Regions from separate parts of the Mus musculus genome. Here region 1 is linked to region 2. Evidence: chromatin loops called from intact Hi-C (ENCODE). Cell type or tissue: heart. All regions are shown on one strand.

Region 1 (8,000 bases), 340 kb before region 2:
TGGGTCAGTGAGATTAGATTAGGGGGGTCACCTTCAGATGAGGAAGCCCTTGCTGAAGGCCTCCGTGAGTAGCATAGGCAGGCAACTGACGCTCTTGGCTTCTTTACCCCAAGATGTCCGTGGTATGACAGGACTAAGCTCCGCCCCTCTGCATTGAGCACCCCATCCCATGTGAGTGGTATCCATGTTGCTAATGAGAGCGTCACCTGCCGGGTCACTTTGGCGAGGCGACTCCCAGTACCACTCAGGCCCTTCTGTCACTGTGGGGTTGGCTGTGTTTTCCTTTGTGGCTTTTAGTAGATAGACACTGGGCGATGGGGCTACAGGCTAGATTTACGCCGTCGTCTCTTTGCCAGACATATGAGGACCAGCACAGCAGTGAGGAGGAGGAAGAGGAGGAGGAGGAGGAGGAGAGCGAAGATGGGGAGGAAGAGGAAGACATCACCAGTGCCGAGTCTGAGAGCAGTGAGGAGGAGGAAGGAGGCCCCGGAGACGGCCAGAATGCCACCCGACAGCTGGAATGGGATGACTCCACACTCAGCTACTAAACCCGCACTCAGCGCCTGCTCTCCAGACTCTCTCCCAGCCCCACGGGTCCACGATGTACAAAATCATTTTGACCAGCAGGTCTGCAGACCCTTCCCCCACTGCTCAAAGTCCTCCCGTGCTTGGTGTGTGGGACCACCGGCTCCACCCTCCCCGCCCATCACCATTGCAGTTTTGCTAGAAGCTGGCGCTTCCTCCCCAGGGCAGGGGCCCCACAGCACCTCAGACCCCAAGTGTGTCTGGAGTTCCCTGTCGGCCAGGGAGAGGACACCAGCACCTGGGACCTCCAGAGAAGCCGCACTGAGCGGACTTGTCGACAGAGGGTGAAAAATTACTCCCACGCAGTCAGTAACCATTTCTCTTATTTTTAAAAGTTTTTTTATTTTTTTTTCCCAAACTAGTGCATGTATAAAGTGGGAGAGCAGAGGGGGTTAATATGTAGATGGCCAACCGACTTTTTAATATTTTGTAAATAAATTGGGATTCTGTGTGTCCTCTGTGCTAGTAGTCCAGGACAGGAATGTAAAGTCAGAATGCGGGGCCAGGAGGGCCTCTTCCTCCCTCTTCCCTCCCAAGAAACCAGGTTGGAGAGGCCCAAGTCACTGGGGCCCACCCTTGCTAGGGTTTCCGTACAGCCACGTGGCCGGGGCCATGGCTTTCAAGTGCTGTCTGGGGGGGCCAGCCCCACGAGCCTCCAACCACATTAGAGGCTGGGAACAGCCAGGATGTTGCCAAAGCCCCTGGCCTTTCCTGTACACGCCTGTGACTGGCAGCCACATGGTTTCTGCTTATTAACGTGAGCCTCCCTGTTGGTGAAATGGTGTAGCTGGGAACGGACAGCAAAGGTGCAGGCGGTCAGGCTCCTCGCTTGGAAGACCACGGTTCTGAGCAAGTCTGCACAACAGCACCAAAAGGAGACCCCGAGGCCCAAAGATAAACTGCTACAATGCTCCAGAACAATCTTTTCTCTCCTCCCCAGAGGCCCCATGGGATGCCGCGTGCTGTTGGGTTTGGGCTAAGATCTAAGACCCAGCAGATAGGAGACAGCAGGTACCACCCACACAGCACAGCTCTTCATTCACAGTCAAGAGTTTAGACTGCTCCAGCTGGGACATCCAGTCCTCGCTGCTGTTGCTGCTAGTTCGAAGGATGCCGCCGTGCTGTCTGTGGCCGCCCTCCCATGTCCTGTCCCCTGTAGCTGCTTTCTTAGATGGAAACAGGCTAACGAAGAGAGGGACACTGTCGTGTCAGTAGCCGCAGGGTCCCCTTTAAGATGTGTATATCGACACTAGGTCAGAAAGTGTATGCGTTATAATAAAGTTCTGGTTCTAACTCCAGCCTGAGTGGGGTCCATTCTGTCATGTTTGTTGGGTACGGGTTGGGGCAGGGGTTGAGGGATTTATGAAGATAGGCTGGGCTCAAACTTAAAGCAATCCTCCTGCCTCTGCCTGCTCAGTGCTGGGATTACAGATGTCCACCATGCCGGGCAAGGATTATTAATTTTTATGGTACTAAGGAATGTACCTGAAGCTTTGCACTTCGCAGACAAGGGCTCAACCAGTACACTGTATCCCCCCAAGTCCCCTTGTTATTTGAGCCAAGAACTTAAGAACATAAAAACGTTTTTATTTCTTTTCACCTGTCTTTACCTGTTGTGTCAAGGTTGCACAAACTGGTCTCAGCCCCCATCAATGAGAGGAAAAAACTTAACAAAAAACCCGTCTTCCAGCCAAGTACACACCCAACCCAGAAAGGCCGAGCCTGTGCAGAATCTGCAGCCACACCAGAGAGCACCTAGACTCTTTTCAATAAATAACATGGCATACATACATACACACACACAGACACGTTTCCTATTTCAGAGTTGGTGGGGCAGACTAGGGGTTCAGCGGGTGCTGCGGAGGCACCACCGCTCACTGCTGGACCCTGGGCTCATCAACATGAAGGGGCTCCTTGAGCCATGTTCTGGGCTGCTGGCGAGACAGCGGTGATGGTTCTCAAAGTCTCAGAATGCTACCGGGAGATCCAGGTCCTGAGGTGGCAGCTGATACATGGAGATGTGCTTGGGGTGGGACGATAAGCATGTGCGACCCCTGAGCTGGGCTCTCTAAAAGCCGGGCGGGTGGCTGGCGTTTGGATCCCTGGGAGGAGGCCGAGACTGCGTTTCTCGAGTTCCTCTGACTGCCCAGACTACACTGAATTCCGTTCTCGTCCTTGCTCACACTTTTCGAGCCTAGCTCCCCAGCTGCCTTCTGCGATTTCAGCTCTGGAAGAGATCAGTCCTGTCCGTCCATAAAGCTGCCTTGTGTGCCCCTCACACGAACTTCGAAGAGGACTTCAATTCTGGCTGGCCCTTCGTCTTGATTCGTGACCACACGGAGCTAAATGGGGCACCGGTCTGAGTGCTTCAAGGCCTGGAATACACTAACTGTAGTGGAGGCCAGGTCCCTTACCCCAGCCATCGGGGTAAGGGACAGAGTCTACATATCGTGTTCTTACCCGCAAATGAGAGGTGAGGGCGTTCCCGTACCCAAACCCAAGAGGTCGCTTCAGCAGTGCCGAGCAAGTGTGCCTGAGTCTAGAGGGAAGCTCCTGGCTTCCTCAAGAGCTGCCGGAGGCTTGGTTGGGTAGGCCACACAACGGTGGCCGGAGGTGAGCTGAGGATGGAGGCACCAGGTGACCGCCAGGCTTGTTCCAGGCAGCCTGCTGGGAGCCTGGGAAGAAGGCCCCAAGAACTGTCCTTGCTGGGCCAAGACCCACAGGTTGGAAGACTAGGGGTTCGATCCTCAAGGTGCTGTTACAGTGCTGACCGGGGATGACATCATGAGGACATCACCCCTCCCCTGCACAGAAATGCACTTCCATTTATGGCTATTCTGTTCCTTAAACATTTCGAGTCATAAATAAATTACCAGTGTAAACAAGAAGCAGTGGTGTGGTTCTTCCCCATGAGGGACAGTTCAGGCTCTGGGGTCCCTTTGGTGACCACTGGACATGCCTGGTCTCCAGGACTGTCCTTTTACCTCTAGGGCTGAAAGCCAGGAGGGAACCGCCGTATGACCACCAGGGGGCGCCTCCTACTGTCGGTTATCCTTGGACACATTGTGCGCCAGCCAGTTGACTTTGGTTTTCCAGCTTTCTCGGAGAGCTTCGTTGAACTTCACCCGGAAGTGCTTTAGCGCCTCTTCCTCCGTCTTCCCCAGTGCCAGAGAGTCCTGGACAAACCACACACAGCAGAGTGACACTGAGGGACTTTGCTCTGTTACGCAATCCAGAATGAAGCCCAATAGGATGCTAAATTCTCTCTGTATTCAGACCCCCAAACCCAGATGGTCCACCCGTTGACTCAAATGTCAGAGGCCTTAGAGTGTCATGTGACCTTCAGGGGATGCCCTGGTTAGGCTGGTGGCCTGTCACTCTCTGCTCCAGTTATCACAGATGGAGGACGTGGGATGAAAGCATTTACACAATGTGCAAGGAAGCTTAGCTCACACAGACTGAGCAGGAACGTGTGTGTGTGTGTGTGTGTGTGTGTGTGTGTGTGTGTGTGCGCGCGCGCGCGCGCGCGCATGTGTGCATGTGTGGACACCTATGAGGGACACATGGATTGACTAAGGAAGGTTACCACGTATCTGCCACCCAGCATAAGTAGGCCCAGCAAACTGGACCACTCTGGCCCTGCCCACTGCTAGGACAAGGATGCCATGAGGACCCCACAACCATCAGTACCCCTGAAAGTCTACCAGATGGGGCCCTACTAGGATCCAGACCTCCCAGGCAGGCTGTAGGAAGTATACAGCCATGGGGTCAGCCCTGACTCGGCCCTGGCTTGACCTACTGTGTTGGTGGTTTTCTGCCAACTTAATACAAACTGGAGTCATCTGGGAAAAAGGAAATTTCCTCAACTGAGGAAACGCCTTCATCAGATTGCCTGTAGTTAAGCCCTTGGGGCATTTTATTTTTTGGATCAATGACTGATAAAGAAGGGTCCAGCCCACTGTGGGTGGTGCCATCCCCTAGGCAAGTGGTCCTGGGTTGTAAAAGAAGGTAGTCTGAACAAACCATTGCTTCTGGTTCAGTGCCTGCCCTTGATCCCCCTTCATGATGTGACTGCTGCGACCACAAGTTGAATTAAACCCTTTTCTGCCCACGCTGCTTTTGATGGCTTTTATAGCAGAAGGGACCCCCACGGGGACACTTACCTTGAGATACTGGATATCTTTGGAGCAGCTAAGCTCAGGCAGACCTGCGGCCCGCATCAGGGCGAAGAGATGGAGGAAAAGCAGCCCGTGGCGCCGCAGGATGGTATAGGCTCGTTCACAGTAGCCGCGGAACCTGCAGGTGAGGGAGGCGGGGCAGGTGAGGTCCTGGGTGTTCACCTTCCCACCCCACCCCCACCTCCCCCGAGCTGTTGCTTAAGGTTGTTGTTGAAGGTTATCCACCGTTGGCTAGTTCTTCAAGATGACCTCCCTCTGCCTCCTGCTGGAGACACAAACCTCCTCCCCCATGGCCCAAGGAGGCCAAACAGGTTTGGAGGTCACTCATCCCAATCCATCAACATCCAGGGGAGGGGGCAGGAGCAGGGCCGACCACCGTCTCAAGCCTCGTTCTTGAACCCAGAGTTCCTGGCATCCCGGACAGATAATCAAGGGCAGAGCCCTCACCTTTCAAACTTCTCACTGTTGTTAGTCTTCCCCTGCTGGATCACGTGGACAAAGTCGTAGGTGAGAATGAAGGGGACGCGCTCTCGGTTGATTCCAAACTTGGTCTTGAAGTTCCCCAGAAAGTGGCCAAAATCAATGTGGAAGAGCTGACGGGGACGAAGTGGAGCCCTTAGCCTCGAGTGAGCAGGGATCCAACCCCGGGAGCCGCAGGGAGGAAGAGAAAGCAGAGAACAGGGAGCTTCCATGCCCCTTGAGAGACCCAGGCGAAGAAGACACCAGCAGGGCTCACAGCGTTCTCGGGGCCACCAAACCCAGAGCAAAGGGGCCAGCAGGCCAGACGGGACGTCAGCCCTATAGCAAAGCCACCCAGCCACACGCCCCTACCTGCCCACTCTCTCTGATCATGATGTTGTCGCTGTGCCGGTCACCGATGCCCAGAACATATGTGGCCACACAGTAGCCAGCACAGGAGAGGGTGAATTCCTCAATGGCCCGATCCAGGGCCTCCCTGAGGGGGAAGATTGGAGGTCATGGTACACCAGACTGCAACCCTTTACCAGAAGGGGGTCTGCCTCTCTTTCTCTGAGTCTAGCCTTTTGGCGTGCTTTACTCAACAGAATGTAAAGTATATAGTCCCAGAGCTTAGGCCTAAAATACCTCTCTGATCTGGAGCCTGTCCCCACCACCTAGGCGCACCGTGGGGAAAGGCTGAGGACCAGCCTGCACAAGCAGAGGCCAAGAAGAGAGGTATAGCTGACTTCAGGCTCTGGGCATTCAGTGGACTCAATCTTAGACCCTCCAGGTTTGGGAGAAGTCCCAGATGACTTGAGTTGTCCCAAGCAAGGCATGTATAGTATCCCGAGATTCACAGCAGCAGATGTCTAAGGTCGGAAGCTTTGAGTGGTATCACACACAACCACTGGCAACTGACACACAAGAACCGCTATGCTGATTCAGATTCAGGCCGGCCCCACAGCAGAGCCAACTAGTCAGAGTAGATCACAGCCCTTCCCTCTCATCTTGTCTCTGATAGGCCAACCCTTCCCACGTCACACCTCCCAGGAGGAGAAGGCTTGAAACCTACCCAGGGTTCTTGGACTTGAGCCAGTTGAGCAGGGCGTCCTTGTTGAAGGCAGCTGTGGCCGCCATGTTGCTTTTGTTCAGCTGGATGTTGGCGATGGTGTCCGAGTGGAGGACCACCTCGATGAGACCTGTGCGGTCCCCGGTGGGGAGGCAGCCGTAGGGCGTCATCCTAGGTGAAAGAAAGGCCAGCAGAACGTCACGATCAAAGGCTGTTCCTGGAGATGCCACACTCAAGTGGCTGAGGAGGAGGAGGAAGGACTCGGAGGCTCCTGGTACCCAAGATAACCAGGGTTTGGGGAAGCTGCTGCTGCTTCCTCTACACAAGGGGCCGGGAAATACAGAAGGGAACAAGACAAATGCTTGGCTGCCCTCCCTACCCTCGTCTCTCCCGGGATCAGCCCTTTCCCACCCACACGAGGAGGATAGTTTGGCTCCCCTTCCAAAGCACAGTTCTAAGGGCTGACCCAGAGCACAACAGTTACAGGATGGGCCCCAACCTCAGGTCCAGGCCCTCCTGCTTCCACAGGACGTCCATGAGCTGGATCATCTGCAGAGTCAGCATGTCCTGGCGGAGGTCTGCAGTGTGGGAAGGAGACCAGTGTCTGGTGGGTTCTCTTCTCCCACTGGGTATCCGTTCTTAGGTCCCAGGACCACCCCTCAGGATGGCACAGGGACGGTTAGGCCTCTGCAGACTCCCTAGCCCGCCTGCTCACCATCCCCGTTCTTAAAGATGATGCCCACGTTGCCAGCACTGCCCGCCTCCTCGCTGCTGTACATGATCCACAGGGGCTTCATTTTGGAGTCCATGAAGGTGCACTGCTCCACACTGCTGGCCAGAGAGTAGGGTCGACAGGGGCTCCTCCGCAGGCCAGGGAGGCTGGGAGGAGCCCTGGTGGGGTCAGGCATGGGGCTCACCAGACTTCCTCCAGCAGGGTGCTGGGGTCGAGTGGAGACTGCAGGTGGGACAGGGCCTCCATGTAGGTCTCCTGGCGCATGCACATATGCATCATCTCCTTGGTTTGGGGCTTGGTGGTCTTCTGGGAACTCACCTTCACAAAGTCATTCAGTGCCTTAAGCTTGCTCAGTGCTTCCCCCTGGTGGTGATAATGGGTGGTGGTGATAAGTGGTGGTGGGTACCAGCCACAGGTGGGAGGATGGTCCAGGGAGAGCCTTCTAAAGCTTGTAAGCAGAAACTGACCAAGCCTTACCTGCTTCATCAGCACCTTCATGTGGTGGGTGCTGCCTCTGCAGTAGGCTTCCATGATGAGACCAAACCGCAGAGCCACTGATGGTACGTGCATCTCAGAGCTGGGGGGAAAAAATGGTACTGAGTCTTGCCAGTCAGGGTCTCACACCCCCTGCCTGCAGCCTAGGTGGGACCCAGAGCATCAGGACATCTGAGCCTGCTGGAAACAGGAGTTCAGCAAGATCTCAGAATCCTGAGTTCTCACTTCACCGTGACCCTCATAGGATTTCCAAGGAATAGGCTGTTGTGTGTTCAACTACCGGAGGTGCCAGAACAGGAAGTGTCCGATCTTGCGGTTAGCCAGGGCTCGGCCCAGCAAGAATTTGGTCAGCTCGCAGTCCAGGTAGGACTCATATTTGAGCACTTGCACCAGCTGCAGAAGGTACTGGAAGAGCTCATCGTCCCTGAAGAGAAGGAAAGTCGGTGGTCTACAGCTGGGCGGTGGCAGAGTAAGAGGTAGA
Region 2 (8,000 bases):
CATACTCCTCATAGAAACTGGCCCGACCTGAGTGACACGAGGGCCGTCAGAGGGTCCCCGGGATGCTACCCCATCACTGCCCTGGCATCCTCATTCTTCCATCTAACGAACCTATGACAAGGTGTGCCACAGCAAGCCTCACATGACACAGGAAAGGGGACGGTTGGACCGACCGCCCTTCATCTACAAGTATTCTAGGAGAAGGGATTGATCATCCCGTCAGGCCTTACAGGAATGTGCTTGGGGAGGTCCTAGTCTCAGGCCTAGGAAGAAACATATCTGGACCTTGGCCAGCTTCCTTGCCCTGCCTTCTCCCTCCCTGGGCACAGGCCAGCAGGGAAAGCTACCTGATCAAGGTGAGAATCGGGTAGGACAGCCCGGAGAGGCTGGGTGCTGGCTCTGACAGCCACCTCCTAATGAGGGCTACTTTGTTGACTGGCTTGGATGTCCTACCGCTAAACAGAGCTAAAAACACCACCCCATGGCCCAGTGCAAGAGTATACCTAGCCAAGGTACAACAAAATGGAAAGGAAAGAGGAAAGGGGACAGGAAAACCTGTGAGATGTGTCAGAGGGTCATGCAAGGCTCCTTCGAGACCAACGGCATTGCAGATGAAGAGACCTGGGGTAGGAGAAACAGGGTCTGCTGGGGCTGGACAGGGAAGCAAGAGGAGATGGTGGAGGGGAGCTGGCAACCTGTGGGGTGAGGTTAAGGTACAGTGCCAGGGCTCCAAGGGAAGCCCCTGGATGTCCACAGGGGAGCAGGATCCTGGCCTGCTGTGTTGTGAGGCTGTAGAGGCAGGAAGAGGTGGCAGGGATGGCCAGGCTCCCGCTAGAGCCAGTGGCTGGGGAGTCAGAGTCTTTTCAGCTGACTGGATTTGCCAACCAAAGAGGAGAGGGTGACAACAGCAAAAGGAAAGGAGGGAGCAGCGGCAGACTCTGAAACTGGTCCAGAGCAGTTTCATCCCTAACACTCAGAGATGGAGGACAGGCAGGGAACAAACGCTTGAAGGGAAACCATGCATGTGTTACAATGTTGCAGACATCCAGGTGGAGACGGCTGGCTGGCAGGTGGGCCAGTGTGACGGTGAGGGTTGTGTCTAGGAACACCAAGCCCAAAGCTTGCCACCTGGGACCTGGGACACCATCAAGCACCTGACATATGTCACTCTCGAACCATGAAGGTCTGACATGGACAGTATCTGCTTGCCCCTGTTCTAGCTGGGAAGGAGTCGTGTGACCAGGGCCAGGACCAAAGCATAGGAGCTCTGATTATCCCTGACTCCCACACAGACACAAGCATCAAAGCACAGGACTCAGATATACCTCTACCCTCGTCATGGGCTTGGAGGTCCCAACTTGCAAACACCAAGCCCAGTCGCCACCTCAGTCACACATCAAACCTGACAGCACGGCACAAAGACCATTCACTTACCAAATGCTTTGCCATGTGTGCTACAGTGTAGCTAACTAATCCCTGTGCGCCCTGAGAACCTAGGAGCTCTGGCCTCCAATACTACAGACCTGCCCTCTCTGACCCACTTCATGCTGCATTCACATCTGTACCTGAGGGCCATGGTGGAGACTAAGCTGTTGTGTACGGGGTACCTAACACATTACCACTTTGATACAATAGACAGCAGAAGGAATGGATGCCCACGCATCCTGGCACGGGTCACAGGGAGACAGCATTGCTTTGATCAAGGAGGAACTTATTTGGAGAGGCTATGGGGACTGAAGAGATGAGTCAGGAGTTAAGAGCACTTGCTGCTCCTACTGAGGGTACCAGCGCTTACATGTACATACACTCACGTGAGTGCACACACACGCACACACACAGAGGTAAATAATGGAGAAAGAGGCTCTAAACTGGTACCCATGAGCAGAATCAAAGTAAGTAGCCATCACTGAAGTTAGCAATGCAGCAGAGAGTAGTTAGAGATGAGGAGGAACTGGGAGAGGCAAAATAGAAAAGAGACCTGAAGTTTGCAAAGGGAGGCAGGATGAAGAGGTGAAGGAAGGCTGAGGAGGGACTTGGCAGCAGAGCCTTGCCTGGCACCACATGGCCCTGGTCTCCAACCTCAGCAGCACAAAAAAAAACAAAAAAACAAAAAAACAAAAAAAACAAAAAAACAAAAAAACCCAAGCAAACAAAAAGCTGATGTACAACGTGTGGCTCCTCACTGGGATCTGACAGCATATCGTTTCAGGAGATGGACACACATAACAACAGTAAAGACCAGGGAGATGACTCAGTCAGCAACTTGCTGGTCATGCGTTCATATCCCCAACACCCATGTCAGACGCTGGCTGTGGCGGTGCACGCCTGGAACGCCAGCACTAAGGACAGCACTCCAGCCCCAGGAATAGCTGGCTGGCCATACTGAGACCCTAACTCAAGACTAACAATGTGGACTATGTTTCAGGAAGAAACCTGGCTCCCCACAAGAACACATATGTAAACACGTGTGTGCGACACGCACGTGCACACAAAAGTGTACAAACATACAAACAGAAGTAAGTCCCTCAATATTGAGAGCAACAGAGGACAGGAAATGGAATAGAGGCCAAGGCGACCCAACACGGGAGATGCTAAAGCCCCTTTAAACCTCTGCTGGGAGGCTGCAGGGATAAGCCAGTAGGGAAACGTGCTTGCTCGAAAGCCTGACAACTGGGGTTCAGTCTGCAGGTCCCATAACCAGGAAAGAGGAACCGGTTACCACAGGTTATCATCTGACCTCCACACGGGTATCATGGCGTGCACACCCCATACATGCACATAATAAATAAGAAAGTAATTAATTAATTGTACTAGATAGAAGTCTTGAAGAACAGAACTTGCAAGAGCTCAGGTGGGGTGTGCTGGTAGAATTCTTATTTATCATGCTTAAGGCTCTGGGCTCATTCCCAGGAGGGAAAAATAAAAAACTGAAATAAAAACTGTTGGTATTTCTTATTGCATAGCTCATTCACCTTGCACCTGTTTCCTAAGCATTATTTTATCAGGAATCCTGTTACTATTTAATCCCAAGCAGATAAATGAGGGATGATCCTAGCTTAGACTTGTGAGCTGAGCATGCGTGTTCTGAGCAGGCATCCTGAGTCTTCAGCACCTGCCTCGCTGGACAGATGTGATGGCTATCAGGAAATAAGGGAAATTTAACAGGCAGTGTGGGAGGGGCACTGGAGAGATGGGTCAGCGGTTGAGAGCACTTGCCACTCTTCCAGAAGATCTGAGTTCAGTTCCCACACCCTCAACTACCTGTAACTCCAGCTCCAGGGCATCTGAAGCCCTCATCTGGCCACACTGATACTGCACTCATACATACAAACACACACATGCAGTACAACTAAAAATGAAATAGAGCCAGGCATGTGGTGCACGCCTTTAATCCCAGCACTTGGGAGGCAGAGGCAGGTAGATCTTGGTATGTACAAGGCCAGTCTGGTCTACAGAGAAAGTTCCAGATCAGCAAGAGCTACATAGTGAGACTCTGTCTCAGGAAAAAAAAAATATATATATATGGTATATGTGATGATTTATATATGCTTGGCCCAAGTGGAACTATTAGGAGGCATAGCCTTGTTGGAGTAGCTGTGTCACTGTGGGTGTGGGCTTTAAGGCCTTCTTCTTAACTACCCAGAAGTCAGTATTCTGCTAGCAGCCCTCAGAATAAGATGTAGAACTCTCAGCTCCTCTTGCACCATGCCTTCCTGGACACTGCCATGTTCTTTCCTTGATGATAATGGACTAAGTCTCTGAGCCTGTAAGTCAGCCCCAATTGAATGTTATCCTTATAAGAGTTGCCTTGGTCATGGTGTCTTTTCACAGCAGTAAAACCCTAACTAAGACAGCATACACACACACACACACATATTTGGTATATATATATATATATATATATATATATATATATATATATATACCACATATATAGATATGGTATATATATGTATACATGTGTATATATGGGACATATATATATATGTGTGTGTGTATGTGTACATATATATATATTTCTATCTCAGCATTTGTTGCCCTTACAGAGAGGACCAGGGTTCTGTTCCCAACACCACATGGTGGCTCACAACCATCTGTAACTCCAGGTCCAGGGGGTGAGATACTGTCTTCTGACTACTATGGGCACCAGGCACTCATGTGGTACACAGACATACATTCAAGCAAGATACCCATACACATAAAATAAAAATAAATGTTTCTTTTTACGAGCAGTTGGCATTTCATGAGGAAAGTGTGAGTACACCTTGATGGTGTCCATTTGAAATCGGATTCAGAGGAGACCTCATGGGACACATGGTGGAGTCCCCAAAAGGTCACTGGAGGCAAGAGGTGAAGCGACGTGGCTAATTATAACTTCAGGAAGAAGCGGGCTGCTGGCTCAGCCTGGTACTCTGGACAGCAAACTCAGCTTCAGGGATGCTCAAATGTGAAAACCCATACTTGATAAAAATCAATGGGTTAGAGCAGATTTAAGCAAAGAGAGGACAATTACGGCTTTAAGAACAGATGAATTTTTGATGGAGAGAGGGCACCAGAGTCCTTAAAAGCCCGCTATCTGCTTACTATTCATTAATTTCCTAAATCCCCGAGTGGCTCTCTTCCTATTTTTATCCACCCACTCCTTCATTCTGGGGAGATTGCATGCCTGGGGGTTACTACCTGCTGACTAGAGAGTGCTTCCTTTACTTCTTCATTTCAAGCTCTGGGAGTGTGCCTGTATTTAGCACAGCCCGTGGATTTATGGGTTTTGCTCCCAACCTGATCTATAAAGAACCAGGGCTGTAGCCTGGGCCACGCGTGAAGGAGAAAGAGGCTGTGCACAGGGCTCAGCGGCTGAGCGGCAGGGTGGGCGGGGTCAGCGGTTGATCGGCAGAGTGGGTGGGACCAGAGGCTGAGCCGCTGAGTGGGCGGGACCAGAGGCTGAGTGGCAGCGCGGACTGCCAGGTGCTGGCGCTGGCTCGCTCTCACCATACTCAGTGTGCTGACTTAGTCCAAGACCTGTCAGCTGTCGGAACTGATTTGTTTTTCCTAAAGGGAGTCTCTACTGGCTTTGCACATTCTTTTCTAGGTTAAAGGTTGCAAGCTAAAATTCAGAGTGTAGAAAAGAGGAAGTGCAAGCAGTTTGGCCAACTAGAAGACCCCGTGTACTCATCTCGTAGCTGTGCGAGTCCAGGGTGGACCGTGGCTTTGCCCTCTGCTATCTTGTTTATCTAAAAGACAGAAGACTGCTCGGAACTGCTTGTTATCTTTGGCCCAGTGACTCCACTGTAGAAATATGCAAGAGGGGTAAAAGTTAATGATCCATGAATGTTCTAGAAGTAGATATTGCAAAAGCGCTAAAACACACTGAGTCACGAACTTTAAATGATAAATTTTACAGAATGTGGACTTGATCTCAAAAAAAAAATTTCAGAAAGTACTACCTAAAATAGCAAAAACTGGAAACAGCCAAAATGCCTAGTTATAGAATTTATACTGCATATTCTGTGATATAAATAGAACTGAACAAAAATATAGATCTGTTAAAAATATATTATGCAGATTGTCAATACATGGAGATATGGATGGGAGGTTTAAGAAAGCAGGAAGAGTATTGTAGACCAGTTACAGACCACACGCTAAGCCAGCATTGGTTGGAACAGGCATTTTAAGATCATCCTTTGTGAACTTGGAGGGAATCTCTATTTGTTGAGTACAACCACGGTCATTATCTAATTTAACACAGAAAATCACCCAGAGAGTGCCTAGGGCGGCTTTCACTCTTTACAAGTTGAACCAAGAGTCACTTCTCTCCAACTGAGCCAGTAACCGTCTCCCATGTTTCTGTGCTGTGGGAGACCTGGGTTCCCAGACCCAAAAATTAATTAATTAATTAATTAATTAACAAAACAAAGAGGAGAAAACAACCAAAAGTTAGCTGCAGTTCCTACCAATGTCTTCTGGGATCACTAAAAATAAGGAAGGTGAGAACCGAGGGGAGACACTGACTGCTGGCTGGCTGGCGCTCTCTCTCTCTCTCTCTCTCTCTCTCTCTCTCTCTCTCTCTCCCTCCCTCCTCTCTCTCCCTGGCTCTGGGTATGGAGCTAGCTGCAGCTACCCCAGCTCACCCTGCAGACAGCACAGCAGATGGCTTGGAAGGGACGCTGCTCTGCTGAGCAAGTGCCCAGCACCTTATGTCACATGGGCAGAAGGAAGCCAGGACAGCTGGTGTCACCTGGGAGGAGCCTGGTTGTTTGGGTCCCTTGGTGAGAGGCAGTGGGCAGCCATCCTAACCCCCAGGGGTGAACATGCCTTTCCCCAATGCCTGGATAGCACACTCCTCACCAGGGGCAGTCTCGGGGAGTGCCCCTCCCCCGCTTCCCTACTCCCATTTTCCAATCAACTCTTTGTGCAGAGGGAACTGAATTGGTAGGGAGTGTCCAGAGTACAGGGTAGTGAGGGAGGCCAACTCTGGAGAGCCTGGGCACGGAGAGGCTGAGGAACACATGGATAAAAGCTTGGGTTCAAACCCCAGAACATAGACTGCTGAACCTCTGTCATTACAGACCCGATTTCTCTGTCTGCACAGTCTTCTGGACTCATTGCTTCAATGCAGCAAGTGACCAAGGTCACTTCCTTAGCCCATGCTGCTGCGTCTGAAGACCCCACCGAGGGACCTCGGGTCTCCTGTGGGGAGAACCCAGGTCAGACACTGCCAGGGGGGGTTGCTGCTGGCCTGAAGGATGGCTTCTTCCTTCCTCCTCCAGTGTGCCCCCAGCCTCTGCAGCAGCCTCTGCAGCAAGCTCCACTGAGCCAAAGGCTGCGGCAGAAGCAGAAGCCGTGGAGGGGAGGGAGCTGGAGAGACTGCGGCCACCCAGGTGGATGGGGGTGGGAGAGAAAGAGCCAAACGACCTTGCAGTTCAAAAGTCCCTTTCCCAGGGCTGCCACAGAGCAGGGGCGGGGGCAGGAAATGACAGGCTCAGAGAGCACCCCTGCCTCTCCAGAATGCAGGGTACAGTTTAGAGCCCCAGCATCTACCCCTAGGTAGAAGCAGAACACGAGCAGGTAGGGGTGGGGGAAGAGGGAGGGGAAATGGCTTGTGACCTTGGTCTTCTCCCTTGCAATTCAGACTGCAGGGCTCAGAATTCAGCCTTGGAAACACTCAGCCCAGGCTGAGGCCCACAGGAGTGGCCCTCATCCATTGTCACCCAGGTGCTGGCACGGGCAGAGCTACAGCTCCTGTCAGGTAGATGGGAGAGGACTGGGCCTGCAGCCTCTGCAGCGCACTCCTCAGGATGCCAACCAGACTCGCCTGCCCAGCAGTCATGTTTGCTCAATCTAGTGCCAACATGGCCTGCAACAGAGGCCCTCCTACTGGGACTGAGGGTCTGGTAGCACAGTTTCCCATTATTGGCTGCTCTGGACCAGTGCCTAGACTAGAGAGACCCAAACCACAGCAGAGCAGTTGTCCTGCTGGGCAGCTGGGTCAAAAACAAACATTAGAAAAGGGGAATCATAAGTGGTAGTTTGTGTTTGTGACCCCAGCACTTGGGAGTCTGGGATCAGGGCGGGAGTATTTCTGTGAGTTCAAGGCCAACCTGAGCTATATTGGAAGATGGAGGCCAGCCTAGGCTACACTTTGGGACAGACACACACACACACACACACACACACATGGCCTGGCTGCCTGTCCTCCCACTACATGGGACAGCACCATCCTGGAGGTATAGGAATAGTCAAACTACTTGCTACAGGAGCCTTGTAGCCAGCCCCTGGTCTGTCTCTGGGCACAGCCACCCTGGTAGCAGCTGCTGTTCAGACCCATGCTCTCACTGCTACAGGCTGGCCTCACTAAGTCCACCTGTCTGTCTATCTGTCTGCCAGCTTCCACTCTGTAACTTCCAAAGGCACCTTTGTAGTGCTATAGTCTGCCTGGTCACAGTCTCCACAGAATCCTCAAAAAGAATCCATAGAGGGTGTGCAATACGTGAAGGACCACA

What was found. Peaks named below come from ENCODE experiments on the same cell type or tissue, not always from the same donor. Only the 100,000 strongest peaks of a DNase experiment are listed, where the experiment ranks them.
Region 1: it touches region 2 in a loop (2.2-fold over the local background); 2 of 42 quality-filtered maps call a loop at or near these places.

Annotation. Positions count from the first base shown.
Region 1 is chr4:149,647,017-149,655,016 of GRCm38, forward strand. Clstn1 (calsyntenin 1) reads left to right here. Exons shown (of 19, transcript NM_023051.5): 19 at 357-1,883. The coding sequence ends at 548. It overlaps Pik3cd (phosphatidylinositol-4,5-bisphosphate 3-kinase catalytic subunit delta), which reads right to left. Exons shown (of 22, transcript NM_001164052.1): 13 at 7,800-7,943; 14 at 7,502-7,601; 15 at 7,209-7,387; 16 at 7,007-7,119; 17 at 6,791-6,869; 18 at 6,295-6,462; 19 at 5,595-5,718; 20 at 5,211-5,356; 21 at 4,749-4,881; 22 at 2,152-3,761. The coding sequence ends at 3,624. Among named protein-coding and RNA genes, the nearest start is that of Mir7023, 4.6 kb to the right of the region's middle. In heart, CTCF peaks have their summits at 3,599 (motif pointing right) and 7,390 (motif pointing left); DNase peaks (open chromatin) are centred at 3,625, 6,369, 6,993 and 7,320.
Region 2 is chr4:149,984,146-149,992,145 of GRCm38, forward strand. It overlaps H6pd (hexose-6-phosphate dehydrogenase (glucose 1-dehydrogenase)), which reads right to left. Exons shown (of 5, transcript NM_001291004.1): 4 at 1-27. Among named protein-coding and RNA genes, the nearest start is that of H6pd, 15 kb to the right of the region's middle. In heart, no CTCF peak of the experiment used is centred here; DNase peaks (open chromatin) are centred at 176, 4,906, 6,176 and 6,946; H3K4me3 peaks cover 1,670 bases; H3K27ac peaks cover 1,950 bases.